2 separate regions of the Homo sapiens genome follow, and region 2 is linked to region 1. A link is an interaction called in ENCODE POLR2A ChIA-PET data of the cell type or tissue named here. Cell type or tissue: Caco-2. All regions are shown on one strand. Links, peaks and the distances in the headings refer to the core of each region. The heading gives the core; the rest is flanking DNA. Region 1 holds the start of MIR6797 (microRNA 6797). Region 2 has its middle 5.6 kb from the start of ERF.

Region 1 (5,368 bases), core at 97-5,096:
TGACTGGTCATCTGAAACTCAGTTTTTTCTCCTATAACATGGGTACAAACCCCCCACTTGATAAGACTGCAAGAATATTCTGCAGTGCATTTGGCACAGTATCTAGGACAGTTCTGTAGCCCTGGGAACCAGGACCCCAGGTGTTCTGCTGGGGTCACTAGCCCCTCTGCACTTCAATTCCCCGTTACAACCCCCTCCCAGGAATAAGCCTGGCTCCAGACCTGGAAGCCCTAGGAATTCACCTTCAAGAGCCTTCGGTGGCTGAGCTTCTTTCTAGGCCCTCTACTGCTCCCCAGTGGCTGGAGCGGCGCGGCTGCGGGATTGCAGGCCTGCTCGGGACACCTAGACCTTGCTTCCTACCTGGGAAGCGCAATGCCTGCTGCTGTGCAAACCGGACGCTTGGCATTGAGTTCTCATGTCAGCTCTGGGAAATGTTTTCATTAATGGCCAAAAGAGGAAACTAGAGCCCAGAATGGGGAGTGACTGGCCTGCAGCTAGAGTGCAACCCTTTGGGCCTCTTTTCTGAGGCACAGAGCCCTTGGAGTGGCTAGGTCCAGGCTGCAGCTGGGTTGCTTGGGTTCATATGATGGCTCCAGCTGTGGGATATCTGGCAAGTTACCCAGCCTATGGCTTACTTTACCTACCTCCAAAGCACTTTTCGGCACTTACTTCACAGAGTTGCTGAGTGTAAACAACGGTGCTTTTAACATTTTTATTGATTCTTTTTTTGAAATGGAGTCTCGCTCTGTTGCCCAGGCTGGATTGCAATTGCTCGATCTCAACCCACTGCAACCTCCGCCTCCGGGGTTCGAGCGATTCTTCTGCCTCAGCCTCCTGAGTAGCTGGGATTACAGGTGCGCGCCACCATGCCCAACTAATTTTGGTATTTTTAGAGACAGGGTTTCTCCATGTTGGTCAGGCTGTTCTCAAGCTCCCAACCTCAGGTGATCAGCCCGTCTCGGCCTCCCAAAGTGTTGAGATTACAGGTGTGAGCCACTGTGCCTGGCCGATACTTCTTAAACTCTTACGCCTTACGTTTGGGGACTGCCAACTGAACTGTCCAGCAGCAGAGCTACTCAGAGCCAAGGCTCTCCACGGCATCTTGTCCAGTCTCTCAGGAGTTAGCAGGCTTACACACGAGGAGACGAAGGCTCAGAGGATAAGGTGCACAGGGTTACGTGGGATTAGGGGCAGAGTTGTGATTTAAACTCTAGTTTGAACTTCAAAACCCAGGCTCGCCCCTTTCCAGGAAATGGGTCAGATCCCAGGAATAATTTGGACAGGGGAATCCTGGGAGATATTGGCCAAACCAGTTTAGTCTTCCCAACTGGGAGGGACATCTGGTCACAGCGGGCCCTAAGTTTCTTTCCTGGCTTGCCCCTCCAGGGGTCGGACAGCTGCCCACTGGGTGCTATTTGGATCTCCCAGCCTGACCAGGTGCCCAATCATGGGCGGAGGCCACATCCCACTTGCCGTGCACGACTGCAAAGGTTGTGCAGCCCGTGTGTGGCCGCCCTGGTAATTCAACTTCTGCACAGGGATCTGCTTCCACCGACTTCCTGCCACTGCCACTCAGCGGGCCCAAGACCGCTCAGATGCAGAGTGAAGGCTCAAGGACCATTCAGCCTGTGCAGGCCCCAGGCCCAGGAAAGTTAGTGTGTAGGCAGCACAGGTCAGTTTGCGGTGGAGGCTCCCTGGTGGTCTGTCCTTTTCTACCTTCCAGGGAAGAGCATGAACCCTGGGCCCTCTTGCTTTACTCCAGCGGAAGCCACCTCTGCAGCCCAGGCCCAGCTGAGGTCACAGCTCACAGCCATCCTTTCGTTTCTCACTTTCTGACAATTGCAAAGACAGGATGTGGGGGAGTGAGCCACAAGGGCCCCTGGGTCCTTCCTCCAAACCCAGATGGGAACTGTTTGACCTGGGAAGGCCCGACTGGCTGCCGGGTAAACAGCCACCCAATCACCCTGGGCCCCCTCACCCAAGGGAAGGGAGGAAGCGCCTCTTCCTCATGCCCCTGAAGAACAATCAAGAGACCCAAACCAGACCAGGCACAGTGGCTCACACTTGTAATCCCAGCACTTTGGGAGGCTGAGGCAGGAGAATCATTTGAACCCAGAAGGCGGAGATTGCAGTGAGCTGAGATGGCGCCACTGCACTCCAGCCTGGGCGACAGAGCAAGAGACTCAAAAAAGAGACCCAGACCAGGATTACGAATGAGGCAATTTATTAACCCAGCATGGTTTGTTCTAATGCTTCTTGTTGGCAGCTGCCACCTGTGGGAAAAGATGGAAGAATAAAAGTTAGTCAAGGGGGTCTCTGCTGGGGCACTTTGTAACAGCTACCTAACTACCCACCACAGGTGGGCACCCCGATTTGTGGTTTCAAATGCATCTATCTCATCTAATTCTCACTGTGGGTATTCCCCCATTTCACAGACGTGGAAACTGAGTCTCAAGGGAGTGGCCAGGCACAGTGGCTCACACCTTTAATCCCAGCACTCTGGAAGGCCGAGGCAGGTGGATCACCTGAGGTCAAGAGTTCGAGACCAGCCTGACCAATATGGTGAAACCCTGTCTCTACTAAAAATATAAAAACTAGCCAGGTGTGGTGGTGTGTGCCTGTAGTCCCAGCTACTCGGGAAGCTGAGATAGGAGAATTGCTTGAACCCAGGTGGCAGAGGTTGCAGTGAGCTGACATTGCACCACTGCACTCCAGCCTGGGCGACAGAGCAAGACTCTGTCTCAAAAAAAAAAAAAAAAAAAAAAAAAAAAAAAGGAAGGGAGTGGCGGAGTGGAGTCCAAATTCCGCCCACTGCCATGTGAGAAGGCCAACATCCAACCACCAGCAATGATGTGTGCGCCAAGCCCCACTCTGCCTGGAAGAGCTTTCTCCTTCCAGACCACCCCCAACTCCTAGAGGGCTGACACTTTCCATTCTTTTGTGACACTTGACTGACTAAATGCTCCAAGGCTCCTAGGAGGCCTGAGTCAGTGATACAGAATTGAGCTCATGCCAGGCCCTGGGTGCTCCTGCTGTACTATAGCTCACTGACTCCTCACTACCATGCTTGAGGTGGCCAAGGGTAGATTTTGGCCACAGGGAGGCCAAGACAGGAGACTGTGGCACCAGGGGTGTGGCCACTCTGCCCCAGGGTGTTGGCCAGCCAGGATCTGAATGGAGACCTGGGTTCTGAACCAGCCCCCCTCCCTTATCTCCACCTCTCCCAAGCAGCCCATGTGATGCTCAGTACGCATGAGGACTAAGGGGAAACATCGCAGGCTGACCTGGGGAGGGGGAGTCATCTACGGGTACAGCTATGTGCTCTGTGGATAGATGCCCAGTGGCACCTGGGCTGGAGTTCCCTCCAATTTTTTTTTTTTTGAGATGGAGTTTCACTCTTGTTGCCCAGGCTGGGGTGCAATGGCATGATCTTGGCTCACCGCAGCCTCCACCTCCCGGGTTCAAGTGATTTTTGTGCCTCAGCCTCCCCAGTAGCTGAGATTACAGGAATGTGCCACCACACCCGGCTAATTTTGTATTTTTAGTAGAGACAGGGTTTCTCCATGTTGGTCAGAATGGTCTTGAACTCCTGACCTCAGATAATTCGCCTGCCTCGGCATCCCAAAGTGCTGGGATTACAGGGGTGAGACACCACAGCCAGCCTGCCTCCAAATTTCTAAGCAGCACCAACAGGAAAAGTCAGACAGGACTGTCCTTTCTCCTGTCTCTGGGCAGCCCTCCTCTGACCCCACCAGCACCCTGGGCTGTGCCCTCCAGAGAAGGAAATAAGTCTACCTGACAAAGTATGGGCTTTGGAAATGCTTGGGCAGCGACTAAGGGACCCAGCCCCACCCCAAACGCAGGCCTTACCTGTCCGGCGATTCTGTCCAGATCTCTTTGTCCCTGAGGTGTCAGTTTGCGGCCGCTGTGGGGAGGGAAGGGTCATGCAGGCCCCAGTGAGCACAGGTCCTGTTCTCAGCCCCTTCCCTCCTGGCTGTGAGCCAGGCTTCTCAAAAAGCCACCTGCCGCCAGCCAAGTCCCACTGAGGGCCCTAGTCAGGTGCATTCTAACGAGCTGGGGGCAGTAGTGGGAGCCCCCCTGGGAGCTGACGGGGTGTTGTTTGTGCAAGCATTTAGATCAAAAGCCCCGAAAAATCAATTGGGAAAAGTTAACGAGCAGGCTAATGAAAGCAGATAGTCGCTAAATTACCCTCCTGGAGCCTGGGCTAGTCAGCCAGAGAGGTCGGGGTGAGGCCCCGTGCTGTTTGCTTTTCTGCAGAATCCCCTCCTGCCTGCCTCTGATAGGAGGGGCCTGAGGGGCTGGGCAGACTATGCAGGACCATTCGTTGGGGAATTGATGACCGGGCCTCAAGGCTACTCCATCAATGCAGCCCCCTCTACCCTGCTTACCCATCTTGGTCCTTTTCCACCATTTTCAGCCCCTCCAGGGCTTGGAGGACCCGGCGGGCCACACTCTTGGAGCCTCGGCTGAAGTGGCTGGGCATGACGCCGTTTCTCTGACGTCCCCCATAGATCTTGGTCATGGAGCCAACCCCAGCGCCACCCCGGAGGTACAGGTGCCGCGCTGTGGAAGCTGGGGGTAGTGTGAGAGGGAGATTTAAGGGTCTTGATCAAGGTCTCAGGTAAACAATTCCTTGTGTGTAAACAGCTAATTCTCACTGTTTTATAAGAAGGGAAACTGAAAACACACACTAACACCCAGAAACTGACAGCCCCCTCTCCTCACCCACCCCCCCGGCTAGCTCTTCCTTGACAAACAGCCCTGCACCCTGGGTGGGCACTCCCACCATCTCCAGGGCCAACTTCTTTAGTGGTTACTATCCCAGCAGCACTGCTGTTGAATTGAACCTGAGGTTATGTAGGGGTGGAGCCTAGCTGTGACCATCTCCATGGGCCCCAGAGAAGCAGGAGTGAAGGGACCTATTGCCACTCTCCGGGCCACCTCAGTCTGGAGAGCTCAGGATAACAAGGGCAGGGCAGACACTCTGTGCAGTGGGTGCCCCCTGCTTGGAATGTGTACCAGCCCCTCTGCAGACACAGGGAAGGCTGGCTTGGGCAAGTCCCTGGTCCACCCCAGCCAGCCTCCTTGCCTGCAAAAAAAGCTCCGTAAAATCCAGTCGACACACCAGCCTCCCCAGAAACGCTTGCACGCTTCTATTAACTGGAGCACACATCTGCCAGGCCCTGTGCCAAATGCTTTTCGATCTCTCCACCCTTCTTCACCTGAGGGCCGGGTTACTCTGAGGACTCAACAGGTGTGTCAAGTGCTACTCTCCTTTAAAGAGTGAAACTGAGGTGCCAGAGGGTACTCACTGGCTCCGTGTCACACAGCTCTGGAGGAACTGCCC
Region 2 (5,368 bases), core at 147-5,146, 390 kb before region 1:
AGACCAGCCTGAGCAACATAGTGAAACCCCATCTCAACAAAAAAATACACAAAAAAATTAGCCAGGAGTGGTTGGGCATGGTGACTCACGCCTGTAATCCCAGCACTTTGGGAGGCCGAGGTGGGCAGATCACAAGGTCAGGAGTTTGAGACCAGCCTGGCCAATATGGTGGAACCCCGTCTCTACTAAAATTACAAAAATTAGTCGGGCGTGGGGGCAGGCGCCTGTAGTCCCAGCTACTCAGGAGGCTGAGGCAGGAGAATCCCTTGAACCCGGGAGGCGGAGGTTGCAGGGAGCTGAGATCACGCCATTGCACTCCAGCCTGGCAACAGAGCGAGACTCCATCTCAAAAAAAAAAAAAAAAAAAAAAATTAGCCAGGAGTGGTGGCATATGACTTGGTCCCACTTACTTGGGAGGCTGAGGTAGGAGGATGGCTTGAGCCTGGCAGGCGGAGGTTGCAGTGAGCCGAGATGGTGTCACTGCACTCCACCCTGGGCAACAGAGCCAAACCCTATCTCGAAAAAAGGAAGAAAAAAGTAGCTGATTCTAGAATAGTCAAAGGTAGAGCTGGTGGAAATTCCCTTCAGATTGGATATCGGATGAGAGAAAGGGGGCAAGGATGACTCCAAGGTATTCAGCCTGAACAGCCAGCAAAATGGAATTGCAATTTCCTGAGATGGGGAAGCTTGTGGGGGCAGCAGTTTGGGGGAGTTCAGGAAGACCATTTTTGATTTGGCAAGCTTGAGAAATCCAGATAGACACACTGGTGAGGTAGTTGGATGTGCCAGATTGGAGTTCAGGGGAGAGTCGAGATTGAGATAGAATTGTGGGCGGAGGCTGGGCGCGGTGGTTCACAGCTGTAATCCCAACACTATTGGGAGGCTGAGGTGGGAGCATCACTTGAGCCCAGGAGTTCAAGACCAGTCTGGCCAACATAGTAAGATCCCCATCTCTCCAAAAAGATACAAAAATTAGCCAGGTGTGGTGGTGCACAGCTGTAGTCTCAGCTGCTCAGGAGGCTGAGGTGGGAGGATCACCTGAGCCTAAGGGTGTCAAGGCTGCTGTGAGCTGTGATCGCACCACTGCACTCCAGCCAGACAACAGAGTGAGACCCTGTCAAGAAGGAAAAAGAGGAAAGAAAGAAAGAGAGAGAGAGAGAGATCAGAGACGAGAGAGAGAGAGAGAGAGAGAGGGAGGGAGGGAGACAGAAGGAGAGGAGAGAGATAAATAAACCAATAAATAAATAAATAACTGTGGGTGTAATCAGCATAGAGATGGCATATCCACTGTGGGACTGGTGGAGGTTATCAAGGGAATGAGTCTAGACAGGAGAAAAGAGGGATCTGAGCCCTGGTGCCTTCAGCATCTTCAGTCAGGGAGATGAGAAAGAGTGATACTCTAAGGGGGTGACATTCTGTTTAGAGGTGGTCACACTGTGTATGGTGGCTATACCATATGAGATGAGTCATACTATTCATTTTTTAAATTTTTGTTTTGTTTTGATAGAGAACACTGCAACAGGGTTTTGCAGAGGGGGAGAGATTGGACTCAATCCCCCGCATCACACTATCTTTTTTTCTTAAGAAACAGGGTTAGGCCGGGTGCAGTGGCTCACGCCTGTAATCCCAGCACTTTTGGAGGCTGAGGCAGGCGGATCACGAGGTCAGGAGATCGAGACCATCCTAGCTAACATGGTGAAAGCCCATCTCTACAAAAAATACAAAAAATTAGCTGGGCGTGGTGGCGGGCCTCTGTAGTCCCAGCTACTTGGGAGGCTGAGGCAGGAGAATGGCGTGAACCCGGGAGGCTGAGTTGCAGTGAGCTGAGATTGCGCCACTGCACTCCAGCCTGGGCGACATGGTGAGACTCCGTCTCAAAAAAAAAAAAAGAAAGAAAGAAACAGGGCTCGGTGGCTCACGCCTGTAATCCCAGCACTTTGGGAGGCTGAGGCAGATCACGAGGTCAGGAGTTCAAGACCAGCCTGTCCAACATGTTGAAACCCCATCTCTACTAAAAATACAAAAATTAGCCGGGCATGGTGGTGGGCACCTGTAATCCCAGCTACTTGGGAGGCTGAGGCAGAAGAATAGGTTGAACCCGGGAGGCGGTGGTTGCAGTGAGCCAAGATTGTGCCACTGCACTCCAGCCTGGGTAATAGAGAAAGACTCTGTCTCGGGGGGGAAGAAAACAGGGTTTTCAGCCAGGCGTGGTGGCGGGTACTTGTAATCGCAGCTACTTGGGAGGCTGAGGCAGAATTGCTTGAACCCAAGAGGTGGAGGTGACAGTGAGCCGAGATCGTGCCAACGCACTCCAGCCTGGGTGACGAAGCGAAATTCCACCTCAAAAAAAAAATAATAAATAAAAAATAAAAAAGCTGGGTGTGGTGGCTCAGGCCTGTAATCTCAGCACTTCAGGAGGCCAAAGAGGGTGGTTACCTGAGGTCAGGAGTTTGAGACCAGCGTGGCAACATGGTGAAACCCTGCCTCTACTAAAAATACAAAAACAAATTAGCTGGGCATGGTGGCGTGCGCCTGTAATCCTAGCTACTCGGGAGTCTGAGGCAGGAGAATCACTTGAACCCAATCTCAGCTCACTGCAACATCTGTCTCCTGGGTTCAATCGATTCTCCTGCCTCAGCCTTCTGAGTAGCTGGGGTTACAGGCACCCGACACCATGTCCAGCTAATTTTTGTAGTTTTAGTAGAGACAGGGTTTCACCATGTTGGCCAGGCTGGACTTGAACTCCTGACCTCAGGTGATCCACCTGCCCACCTCAGCCTCCCAAAGTGCTGGGATTACGGGCATGAGCCACCGCACCTGGCCAATATTTCACCATCTCTACCATCTCTGGGGGTGGGTATCAGTGTTGATAAAGCAATTGGAGTCACATAGGCCACTGAAAGATTACAATATCCATGGACACGTTTGCACAAACCACCAAACTTAAGAGGCCCAGACGACATTTTCACGAGGGACTTTCACTCTCCGCGGATCGTTCAGATTCTCCCACGAGGCATGCCGATCATCCGTGATTGTGTTTCATAGAAACACTGAGTTTGAGCCAACCATCTGGGTCAGAGTGGGATTATGACATTAATACACAATTTCACACTGTCAGTGCAGTGTGCTTTATTTTTTTAAATTTTATTTTTAAGAAAAAATGTCCCTTAACACCTAGGTGATGGGTTGATAGGTGCAGTAAACCACCATGACACACGTTTACCTATGTAACAAACCTGTACGTCCTGCACATGTATCCCAGAACTTAAAATAAAAATTAAAAAAAAAAAAAAGAAGAAAAAGAAAACATAAGCCTGGGCTGCCCTTTGGACACCACGGACACAGATCTGCCAGTAAGAACCATCCTCCCGGCCAGGCTTGGTGGCTCACGCCTGTAATCCCAGCTCTTTGGGAGGCCGAGGTGGGCGGATCACCTGAGGTCAGGAGTTCGAGACCAGCCTGGCCAACATGGAGAAACCCCATCTCTACTAAAAACACAAAATTAGCCGGGCGTGGTGGCGCAAGCCTGTAATCTAGGCTACTCGGGAGGCTGAGGCAGGAGAATTGCTTGAACCTGGGAGGAAGAGGTTGCAGTGAGCTGAGATCCTGCCACTGCACTGCATCCTGGGTGACACAGGGAGACTCCATCTCAAATAAATAAAAAAAAAAATAAATAAATTTTTTGTAGAGAGAGTCTCACTCTGTTGCCCAGGCTGGTCTTGAACTCCTGGCCTCTTGAAATTCTCCTGCTTCGGCCTCCCAAAGTGCTGGGATTACATGTGTCAGACACAAACTGCAGCCAGCCTGTTTATTGCTGTTTACTCTAACTGTTGTTACAGTTGGAGTCTGTAGGGTAGAGTGCTCTTGTTATCCATGGGGCATAGAGTTCACTCTGCTAATAATTATTAACAGTATTTATTGCATACTTACTTTGCATCTCTGATTTTTCTTTTTTTCTTTTTTTTTTTTTTTTAAGACGGAGTATCGCCCTGTCACTCAGGCTGGAGTGCAATGGCATGATCTCGGCTCACTGCAACCTCCGCCTCCCGGGTTCAAATGATTCTCCTGCCTTAGCCTCCTGAGTAGCTAGGATTACAGGCGCCAGCCACCACGCCCAGCTAATTTTTGTATTTTTAATAGAGACGGGTTTTCACCATGTTGGCCAGGATGGTCTGGAACTCCTGACCTCAGGTGATCCACCTGCCTCGGCCTCACAAAGTGCTGGGATTACAGGTGTGAGCCACCTCGCCTGGCCACATCTCTGATTTTTCACAATAACTTGATCATGTAGGATCTATTAACACCTCCATTTTACAAATGAGGAAAATTGAGGCTCAAAGAGGTGAACTTGGCCAGGCGCAGTGGCTCACGCCTGTAATCCCAGCACTTTGGGAGGCCAAGGAGGGCGGATCACGAGGTCAGGAGATCGAGACCATTCTGGCTAACACGGTGAAATCCCGTCTCTACTAAAAATACACAAAATTAGCTGGGCGTGATGGCGGGTGCCTGTAGTCCCAGCTACTCGGGAGGCTGAGGCAGGAGAATGGCGTGAACCCGGGAGGCGGAGCTTACAGTGAGCCGAGATAGCGCCACTGCAGTCTGGCCTGGGCGAAAGAGCGAGACTCCATCTCAAAAAAAAAAAAAAAAAAAAAGAGGTGAACTTCGCTAGGCAGGGTGACTCACACCTGTAATTCCAGCACTCTGGGAGGCCAAGGTGGGCGGATCGTTTGAGCCCAGGAGTTGGAGACTATCCTGGTCAACACAGAGAGACCCCAACTCCACTAAAAATAAAAAAAAATTAGCTGGGTTGGCTGGGCATGGTGGCTCACGCCTGTAATCCCAGCACTTTGGGATGCTGAGGCGGGTGGATCATCTGAGGTCAGGAGTTCAAAACCAGCCTGACCAACATGGAAAAACCCCGTCTCTACTAAAAATACAAATTAGCTGGGCGTGGTGGCGCATGCCTGTAATCCTAGCTACTCGGGAGGCTGAGGCAGGAGAATTGCTTGAACCCAGGAGACGGAGGTTGCGATGTGCCAAGATGGTGTCACTGCACTCCAGCCTGGGCAAGGAGAGCAAAACTGCGTCTCAAAAAAAAAAAAAAAAAAAAAAAGCTGGGCATGGTGGTGGGCGCTTGTAATTCCAGCTACTCAGGAGGCTGAGACAGGAAAATTGCTTGAACCAGGGAGGCAGAGGTTGCAGTGGGCCAAGATCGTGCCATTGCACTTACAGCCTGGGTGACAAGAGCAAAATTCCATCTCAAAAAAAAAAAAAAGTAACTGGGCATGGTGGCATGTGTCTGTAGTCCCAGCTACTCAGGAGGCTGAAGTGGGAGAATTGCTTGAGGCAGGGAAGTCGAGGCTGTAGT

Evidence for each region. Peaks named below come from ENCODE experiments on the same cell type or tissue, not always from the same donor. Only the 100,000 strongest peaks of a DNase experiment are listed, where the experiment ranks them.
Region 2: POLR2A ChIA-PET joins it to region 1 with 14 read pairs; 4 of 35 experiments call an interaction of 5 or more read pairs at or near these places.

The regions. Positions count from the first base shown.
Region 1 is chr19:41,868,256-41,873,623 of GRCh38, reverse strand. It overlaps RPS19 (ribosomal protein S19), which reads right to left. Exons shown (of 6, transcript NM_001022.4): 4 at 4,410-4,593; 5 at 3,871-3,925; 6 at 699-2,273. The coding sequence ends at 2,247. MIR6797 (microRNA 6797) reads right to left here and starts at 3,997; the gene lies at 3,926-3,997. RefSeq lists enhancers at 16-265, 1,579-1,838, 2,079-2,148, 3,591-4,149. In Caco-2, for the core only: a CTCF peak has its summit at 296 (motif pointing left); DNase peaks (open chromatin) are centred at 303, 2,860 and 3,923.
Region 2 is chr19:42,258,046-42,263,413 of GRCh38, reverse strand. No RefSeq gene overlaps it. Among named protein-coding and RNA genes, the nearest start is that of ERF, 5.6 kb to the right of the region's middle. RefSeq lists a silencer at 4,601-4,801 and an enhancer at 4,620-5,368. In Caco-2, for the core only: no CTCF peak of the experiment used is centred there; no DNase peak of the experiment used is centred there.